Linked DNA regions of Homo sapiens: regions 1 and 3 are each linked to region 2. Evidence: chromatin contacts called from ENCODE Hi-C or POLR2A ChIA-PET data. All regions are on one chromosome and are shown on one strand. Each heading gives the region's core, a stretch centred on a gene start or an enhancer-like site at or near the end of the contact. The rest is flanking DNA. Distances are from core to core; before and after follow the strand shown. Region 1 has its middle 31 kb from the start of IQGAP2. Region 2 overlaps IQGAP2 (IQ motif containing GTPase activating protein 2). Region 3 has its middle 28 kb from the start of F2RL1.

Evidence for each region. A loop is a pair of places that touch in the nucleus more often than their neighbours do. ChIA-PET counts read pairs that join two places held with the same protein, here RNA polymerase II (POLR2A). Pooled maps may share reads with other maps.
Region 1: a loop to region 2 is called in a pooled map, with 2.5 times the contacts of the local background. The contact joins two enhancer-like sites. A Hi-C loop is called at or near these places in 7 of 50 pooled maps. POLR2A ChIA-PET finds 5 or more read pairs at or near these places in 6 of 52 experiments (IMR-90, T-cell, activated CD4-positive, alpha-beta T cell and 3 more).
Region 3: a loop to region 2 is called in a pooled map, with 5 times the contacts of the local background. The contact joins two enhancer-like sites. A Hi-C loop is called at or near these places in 1 of 168 maps with a recorded cell type or tissue (K562) and 3 of 50 pooled maps. POLR2A ChIA-PET finds 5 or more read pairs at or near these places in 1 of 52 experiments (Panc1).

What each region holds. Positions count from the first base shown.
Region 1 is chr5:76,370,852-76,374,117 of GRCh38, forward strand. No RefSeq gene overlaps it. Among named protein-coding and RNA genes, the nearest start is that of IQGAP2, 31 kb to the right of the region's middle. RefSeq lists enhancers at 1,013-1,806, 1,753-2,047 and a cis regulatory region at 1,556-2,219. Within about 2 kb of position 1,514, at least 6 of the 41 ENCODE cell types and tissues checked have a DNase peak (open chromatin) inside an H3K27ac peak, as active enhancers do.
Region 2 is chr5:76,581,024-76,583,866 of GRCh38, forward strand. The region is part of intron 5 of IQGAP2 (IQ motif containing GTPase activating protein 2); the gene reads left to right. Among named protein-coding and RNA genes, the nearest start is that of F2RL2, 41 kb to the right of the region's middle. RefSeq lists an enhancer at 1,204-1,293. Within about 2 kb of position 1,393, at least 4 of the 41 ENCODE cell types and tissues checked have a DNase peak (open chromatin) inside an H3K27ac peak, as active enhancers do.
Region 3 is chr5:76,789,309-76,792,292 of GRCh38, forward strand. No RefSeq gene overlaps it. Among named protein-coding and RNA genes, the nearest start is that of F2RL1, 28 kb to the right of the region's middle. Within about 2 kb of position 1,468, at least 15 of the 41 ENCODE cell types and tissues checked have a DNase peak (open chromatin) inside an H3K27ac peak, as active enhancers do.

The sequences.
Region 1 (3,266 bases), core at 264-2,763, 210 kb before region 2:
TTGGCCTCCCAAAGTGCTAGGATTACAGATGTGAGCCACTATGCCCAGCCTTATCCAGAAGTTCTTGAACCCTGTCTTCTGGGCCAAGTTCTTGAACCCTGTCTTCTGGGCCATTTATGGAGACTTCATTGGATAGGCATGATTGAAGTATGGATAACCTGGTTCAAATGTGATTGGACAAAAAGGGTATGATCTGGTCGGGCGCAGTGGCTCACGCCTGTAATCCCAGCACTTTGAGAGGCCGAGGCTGGCAGATCATGAGGTCAAGAGATTGAGACCATCCTGGCCAACATGGTGAAACCCCGTCTGTACTAAAAATACAAAAATTAGCTGTGTGTGGTGGTGCACACCTGTAGTCCCAGCTACTTGGGAGGCTGAGGCAGAAGAATCGCTTGAACCCAGGAGGCGGAGGTTACAGTGAGCTGAGATCATGCCACTGCACTCAACCTGGTGGCAGAGTGAAACTCCGTCTCAAAAAAAAAAAAAAAGGTATGATCTAAACCCAGCAAGTCCTGTTCTGTCTGTTCAGATTCTTCCTGGCCTCTCTGTACAGCATTTCTACCTCTAGGGTACGGGGCAGGACCCTCTCTGGAATAAGGGTCTCATGACCCACAATCAGATTAGGGTCCTGCCATGGGGAGGTCAAAGGAAGGCAGGGAAAGACCAGAGAGAGAGATATTCTTTTTACTGTAATAAGGGCTGTGGGAGTTATGAGCCAGGAACTGTGTATGAAAACCAATATGTGTGGCAGGGTGTGGTGACTGACACCTGTCATCCCAGCACATTGGGAGGCCAACACAGGAGGATTACTTGAGCCCAGGAGTTTGAGACCAGCCTGAACAACATAGTGAGACCCCATCTGTAAAATAATAAAAATAAAAAAATTAGTTGGGCATGGTGACATGCGCCTGTGGTCCCAGCTACTTGAGAGGTTAAGGTGGGAGGATAGCTTGAGCCCAAGAGGCTGAGAATGCAGTGAGCCCTGATTTGTGCCACTGCCCTCCAGCCTGGACAATAGAGCAAGACTCTATTTCAAAAAACAAAATGAAACAAACAAATGAAGAAAAAATATACATTTATAAATATAAAATATAAAAAAAAAACGTACATATAATAGCACAACTAGCATATTGAAAAATTGTATCTGGACAGGTGGGAAGCTTTCCAAGTATGTTCTTGGGAAATGACTCAGGACAGTAAATGACTGGCAGGCAGGTAGGAAGGGGGCCAGGCCCTGTGGTAGACCAAGTAACAAACAGGTCCCAGAGCAGGGAGGACAGGGGCAATGTTCCTCTCTCTGCACACACTCCACCTTCTGACTCCCCCACCTCACCCCAGCAGCCTCAAAGGAGCCTCTCCAGGGCCACGCTGGAATGGCAAACATGGGATTTTTTTTGCTGACTTGGCTTAGCAACAAGGCCTCACTCTGACCTTTTCTCTGCACAGCATTAAAGAGAAAGGGTACGTTGAAAGTGGGATTGCATAGATTTCCCATGACCACTGCCACGCTTTGAAGGGAAACTGCTCAGCTGAGCACTGCTTCCTGGAATGAGCAAGGCCATCTGCCCTAGCCTGACCTGATAACTTCCACCCCTGTGCAGGTGCCTTCCCCACGGGAGGTGAGGGCCAGCACAGCCCAGTCCCTGGGAGCCCCTGCCAGGCAAGGGCCACGCTGGTCCTCGGGCTCATGCTGTCAGGGACTTTGTTGAAGGGGCCAGAGGCCCCTCAGTCTATCTTGGTTAATGGCAAGCTGCTTTTAGGATATGCAGAGAAGTAAGAGCGAGCAAACCAGCCACCAGGCCGGGCTTTGTTGACATGCAGGACATCGTTTGAGATGTAAGAGCAGCTCTAGTAGCCCTGCAGCAGCCCTTGCATCTCAACCGGTTTCTGAGTCATTCTCTGGGATTATCAGGCTGGAGTTCTCTGTCATTAGGATGACTCATCATTTTTCTATCTCTGCTTCCATTGCTTCTGTCCCTGCTGACTAAAGTCTCTGCTATCCGCCTCTGTGCCGCAGCTTCTGTGGCTTTTTCTCTGTGGCCCCTTTCTTCAATCCCATCCTACTCATGGTCTTCCCTCTCAAGGTCTCACAAACTCCCTACCAGTAGGGTTTATGGGTTCCACCTGTCACCATGACAGAGCTCTCACGCCAGACACCCTCACAGGACATGGGCCAACCAGTGGGAAGCTGCCTTGGAGTAAGGGCGCTAATTCCTGGCTTAATCAATTAATTTACCTGAAGCCACACATGCAGAGTCACATGATATAAACCATTCATTCATCTGACAAATAGGGCACCTCACGTATGTCACACTCTGTCCTGGCGTGGAGAATACAATGGTGAAATAGAAACAACACAAGTCTTTGCCTCACATTCTCCTGGGGGCTGGGATGGCTGACAAGAAATAAAATCGGCCAGGTGCAGTGGCTCATGCCTGTAATCCCAGCACTTCAGGAGGCCGAGGCAGACGGATCACCTGAGGTCAGGAGTTCAAGACCAGCCTGGCCAACACGGCAAAACCCCATCTCTACTAAAAATACAAAAGTTAGCCAGATGTGGTGGTGAGTGCCCATAATCTTAGCTACTCCAGAGGCCGAGGCAGGAGAATTGCTTGGACTCAGGAGGCAGAGGTTGCAGTGAGCCGAGATTGGCCACTGCACTCCAGCCTGGGTGACAGAGTGAGACTCTGTCTCAAAAAAAAAAAGAAAAAAGAAAAGAAAAGAAAGAAAAAAATGAAGAGTAAAACATAGGCTCAATGTTGATTCATGTGATGGAGAAAAAGCCAGGTAGAGGTATAGACAGTGCCGGGAGCAGGGCCTTGTATGTCGATTTTCAACCACAGGTTGGTTGAGAGAGTGACATTGAGGTCATAAAGGACAGAAAGGAGGTGGAGAGGCCAAGAAGAGACCCCTTATAGGGCTGTGTGCGTGGTAGACATGATGAGGCTTCTGGAACTCTTAGTGCTGGTGTGGTCAGCTCTGAGGATCATGGGGAAACCCTACTGTCTAGGACCTCACAGATGAGAGAAGAAGCTTATGTCCGAATGCACACAGTTCAGTGTATAACACTTGACTGAGTCAGAGAGCCACAGGAGCCACGAGGCATTTAAGGAGGGAAACAGAGTATAGGCCCCATGCTCTGTCCACACCTGTCCCTGCCATCCCAAAGTCCTACCATGGGAGCAGGGAGGCTCCCATTAGGAATTATCAGATTCAGTGGAAATCAACCTCACTTTTCTTTTTTTGAGACAGGGTCTCATTCTGTC
Region 2 (2,843 bases), core at 143-2,642:
TGATACTGTAGCTGTGTCGCAGCAGCCATGTTTTCAGGTGCAATGGTGATGCCATGGCTCTGGCAGACCCACTTCTGGTTCACCAGCCGTCCAGGTACTCTGGGAGCTTTGTGGAGTAGAGTTTGTCTAGCCAGCTCCCACACAGCCAGGTGGCTGTCTTGCTTACCAGGTGGCCTTTGAACCTGCTCCTCAGGCATTAATGCATAACTTTCCTTGTCTTAACACTCTGTTCCCTTAGAACCTTTTCCTTCCCTAAGAAACTGATTGAACCCTTATATCAGATTGATTATATCTCTAACAGTGAACATATTTGCATTTATAAATAAGATTTCCAAAGACAGTTTCTTAGCTCAAAGGACAGGCTCTAATCCTAGGTTCTCAGAAGGGATATCTGGAGATGGCAGTATTTGGAAGTAAGGTGAGGGAGGCAGTTGCACCTGCTTATTTCTTTCAAGTCCTTCCTTGCTCAGAATTCTCTCTGTGCTCTGAACCATTCCTTTCCCTTTCCTCCTCTTTCTGTCCTAAATTAGTATGGTGGTTATGCCTTTCTGTCTTCCTAAATTCTGAGCTCTTAAGAGACTATGAACCACATCTTGTTACTTCATACAGCTTACGTGCTATTGATTCCAAGTTAAAGTCTCTGGAGTTTGTATATTTAACTCTTCAGGAGGTTTAATTGAACTAATTTCTCTATGATAAGGCTACCTCAGGATTCCTTTGGTTTGGGGCTGAAAATTAGGTATAGAACCCTGGATTTTGATATGATATTGGCAGTGATATATGTGACTAAGATGGAAAAATTTGGTTCAGTAAATAAAACTATTTCAAACATGGAGTCTGTGGTGAAATAGAGATTCTTGGCATTGGAAAAAGTAAGAAAACCACTTTGATAGGTTATCAATAAGTGTTTGTATACAAAGGACACATTTATTTAACAAAGAATAGTAAGAACAAAGGTTAACACAAATGGAGCTTTTAACTATGTGCCTGGCACTGCACAAAATACTGTACTGGTATAATCTCATTTTATCTTCATAACATATCTGTGCAGTGGTCACTATTATTACTCCCATTTTATCACCAAGGCAGTTGAGGCACAGAGAGGCTGCCGAAGGTCACACAGTTAGTAAAAACCAGGATATGTGAGAACTGAACCTGTGCTATTATGAATTCAGCCAGCCAATGGCTTCAAAAGAAGTCAATTATTTCCCTACTTCTAAGAAAATTAAAAGAACACTGGTATCAGACTTGAACTTCAGCACAGGCCTCTCAGCTATTATATTTAACATGTTTTAAATGAAGAATCATGGAACTTGAGAAGGGGAAGGGCCTTGGGAAGTTATTGTAGTCTAAGTCATTCATTTCACAGATAAGGGAACTGAAAGCTTGGGTTACGTGACTTGCTCTTAGTCACACACTGAGGTTTTACCAGTTTTGGGACCAGGATTCAGCGCTTCTGGATTCTAGTCCTGTGGTCTTTCTGCTCTACCATGAGGCTTTGATATACAAACATTCATTCCACATGTTATAGTACAAAATGAGCTACACATAATGTGATCCAAGAAAGCTGAAATAAATTTAGCTCCTGCCTTTTAAGTTTGCATTTCATTACGATAGTACCTTTTAGTGTATATCCTGAAAGTATAGAAAAAACTAATACCACTAGTTTTATCTTGAAAGTGGTAGAAAAAACTAATGCCATGTGATATTGGCAGTAATGTATGTGACTAAGATGGAAAAATTTGGTTCAGTAGATAACAACTACTACTACTACTACTACTATATACTACTTTCATGATATACACTAAATGGTATTTTTTAAAACTTTCTTTATTGCTTCCTGGACTTTAAGTGATATTATTTGTACAAGTAGGAGCACATGGGTCAATGAGTCGGTAGCTACCTCTGGGCAACCCCTCCGTTGCTGGCCTCACTCAGCTGCACAGGTGTGCTGTAGCTTTTGGTGTGGTAGGAGGCTTGCTACCTCACAAAAAGTGCTCTCTTAGACATGAGAAGCAAAGGTGACATTAATTCCATGACTTCCTTTGGAATGCTCTCAGCCCTTTGACTTGGCTGTTAGGTACCAAACGGTGCTTAATAAATTAACTGTTGAAGAGCTACATGAGATTGGCACTTTTTCTATTCGATGGGCTTTTTTGTTTTTTAGATTAAGACTTGATTTCCTATATACTTCAGGTAATAAGCAGCCTCATTTGAATTTAAATGCTTGGGAAGGAAGTTTGCTATTGCTGTTTCTTTTCAGCATGGGAATACTGGGTAAACACAGTTTCCTGATAAACATTTGCCCGTTTGAGTAATCAGCTGGGAAGCACCTCCCACACAGAGATTAGGTGTAAAACGCCCATACCATGAAAAGTGATCTTTCCAAAGCTAACAGTTTAAACCTCAACATCAATGATTTAAAAAAAAAGAAAAAAAGTTGAAAATTGAGGCCAAACAGAAACTATACAATATTTTTTTTAATTTTTTAGTAAATGAGATTTTTTGATATATGCAAATGAGATCTTTACCTGATCAATATTAGCTTAAGAAAATATCAGACTTAAATTTAAAAGCAAAGATTCTTCCATGTTCAGAAAGCTAACTTCTCAGCACCACCTTGTGGTAACTTTTACTTAAGCCAGGATGTTTGTTTATTGTAAGATTTATATTAATATTACATTGTACAATGGAGAAATTAAAAATGTAATTGGAAATAGCTATCTAACTTCTTTATCATCAAAGGGGAAAATTAACAGTTTAGTATAAACATTTTACTTCATGTTATCATCAAACCTATATTTTGTGGTAGCCTAAGTACCTTAATTTAGGGATAGCATGGT
Region 3 (2,984 bases), core at 218-2,717, 210 kb after region 2:
TGGGGCAGTTTTATAGGATTTGAGTAGGTAGTGGAAAATTACAGTCAAAGGGGGTTGTTCTCTTGCTGGCAGGGGCGGGGGTCACAAGGTGCTCGGTGGGGAGCTCTGGAGACTTATTGTCCAGGAAAAGGAATGTCACAAGGTAATGTCATCAGTCAAGGCGGGAACCGGCCATTTTCACTTCTTTTGTGATTCTTCAGTTGCTTCAGGCCATCTGGATGTATACTTGCAGGCTTGGGCTCAGAAGCCTGACAGTGTGCAGTGGCACAATCTCAGCTCACTGCAACCTCCGCCTCCTGGGTTCAAGCAATTCTCCTGCCTCAGCTTCCCGAGTAGCTGGGACTACAGGCGCACGCCGTCACATCTGGCTATTTTTTTGTCTTTTAGTAGAGATGAGGTTTCACTGGGTTGCCCAGGTTGGTCTCGGACACCTGAGCTCAGGAAATCCACCCTCCTGGGCCTCCCAAAGCGCTAGGATTACAAAAAAATCCTCTTTGACTATCCTCTATTTCCTTTCTTTTGCTCTTTCTTCCCTTATCTTCCTCACCAACTTTTTAATCTACATACAAAATATTCTGTGCATTGTGGAGAGCAGGGAATTGAAAGTGTGGTTGGCTGAATAATGGTCATCCAGAGATAGCAGTCCCTAATCCCTAGCACTTGTAAATGTTGCTGTATAAGGAAAAACGGGCTTTGTGTATGTGACTAATTTAAGGATCTTGCCATGGGGAGATTATCCTGGATTATCTGGGTGGACCATCACAAGTGTCCTTGCACAAGCCAGGCAAAGGGAGATTAGACGCACAGCAAGAGAGGAGGCAACGTGGCCACCAAGGCAGAAATTAGAATAATACGGCCACATGTCAAGGAGAGCCAGCAGCCACCAGGAGCCGGAAGGGACAAGAAGCAGATTCTCCCTAGAGCCTTCCAAAGGCCCACAGCCCTGCTGACAGCTCGCTTCCACCAGTGATACAGATTTCAGACTTCTGGCTTCCAGAACAGTGAGAGAATATATTTCTGTTGTTTTAAACTATCTAGTTTATGGTAATTTGTTACTGCAGTCACAGGAAACAAATACGCAATATGAAGAAGATGTGAAAATATTATACCTTTAAAACAAGGCAGAAAGAAGGAAGCAAGGATGCTGAGCTCATGAGTGCAATGTTAGTCACCTAGCACACAAAGGAGTGAAAGCCAGATAAAATAATCCAGAAAACCATGTGTCTTTCGAAAATAAATCTAGGATTAGAATAGGACAGACTGAGTAACACAGGGAAAAGTAATAACTCTGTTGATCCATCTAAACCAGATATATAATCTCCTGACAAATAGAGCAGGAGGTATGAATAGGAGGACATTTTAGTTGTTTAACTGGTGAAATGTTAGGGGGTGGAAGGGGGAAAGAGTGGCACAGGCTAAATCGGCTAGATGACTCAGAAAATGAATTTGTTTTCAGATAATTGCTTCCTAACGTAGCAATGATGCAGCTCTTAGTCATTCCAATAGCAAACAGCCATTCTGATAGCAATTCCACAGAGACAGCAAACCAGCTAGAACAAAAGACTGCTCCACCCACAACAAGGACTCTGGTGGGAAAAAGTTCCTAGTGAATGAATCCAACATAATTGACTCTGAGCTGCTCTTGTGTCAAAGACAGGCTATGAGAAACTGGCATGGATGGGAACAGCTTCAGACATTGGCTTCCTGTTGTGTCTTCTTGCTGCTGTGAAATGAGGCTCTAAGATAAACAGAGCAGAGGCACATCTGGAGAGGAAGGTTACCAGAAGGGTGATGTCACTAGCAGCAAATCAGAACCCCATCTTTCAGCCTAGCAGGGATTTGAAGGATTTGTATCATAGTATGCAAGGGGCTTCCAGCACTGCATGGCCTCTATCTTTAATCAAAGTCAGAAGCCTACAGGCAGGAGTGGGCTGAGCTTCTCATGTGTGCTCACATCGTGCTGGTGAGCCACTGAAGGCCTGATAGGAGGAGAGTAAGACTCAAAAACTCTGCTTAAAATCCAGATGTGTAAATGAGACGTACTCTATTAAAGAGGACAAGAATCAAACATAGGAAAACTATTATACCACTAAGATGACACAAGGCCCAAGCTGAAGTGCTTAGAAGTTTGTGGATATGAATTAACATATTTTTTTTCTTGAGTTAGCATGTGATTCCTACTCTTTGAGAAAGGTGGCTTTAGCCATGAGCTTGTACTGTTGGTGGGACTTGCTGTTTAATCAGTCAACAAATCACCAATGGGCACAGCTGTGTGCTAAACGCCAACAGGAATATAAAAGCACAGCATCCCTGATCTTAAAGGGTTTTTGCAGTTCTGCTGGGAAAATTAAACAAGCAGGAAACATCAGCATTCCAATGCAGTAAAAGCATATTGTGTACTCTTGCCTGTTGCTGCTACAGGAGTTTATTAATTCATCCACTCAACTAATAGTTATTGAATGTCTGCTTGGTGCCAAGCATGCTTCTGGGATACAGCAGTGAACAAACCAACACCAAATCTCTGCCTCATAGAGCTTACATAGGGTTGGGGAAGGTCAGACGCATTGGAGATATCTACTAGACACCAAGGTGGAGATCAGATTGATGAGGGTGGAGCTCAGGGAAGAGATCTGGACCAGAATTCAGAACTCAGAAGATGTAAACACCAGAGTGGGCTGGAGATGCTTCAGGGAGCAGGGAAGACTTGAATGGGGCCCGTTTCACAACAGCAACAAAAGCCTCTTTCACCAGTTCTCTAGGCCAAGGCCCAAGCCCTCCTGGTTTATCTACTGCCTCTTTTCCCCACTTCTCCTTATCAGTTTCCTCTTTCCGGCCCATTTTCTTCATTCCCATCTGTCTTCTTCCCTTCCCCGTCTGCTTCCTTCATCTCTTCCTTGGATGGTTCCCTTCCTGCTTCCTTGATTCTATTCTCACCCCACTATGTTCCATAATGAATAAGAAAAATCAATTAAGCAAAAAATTAT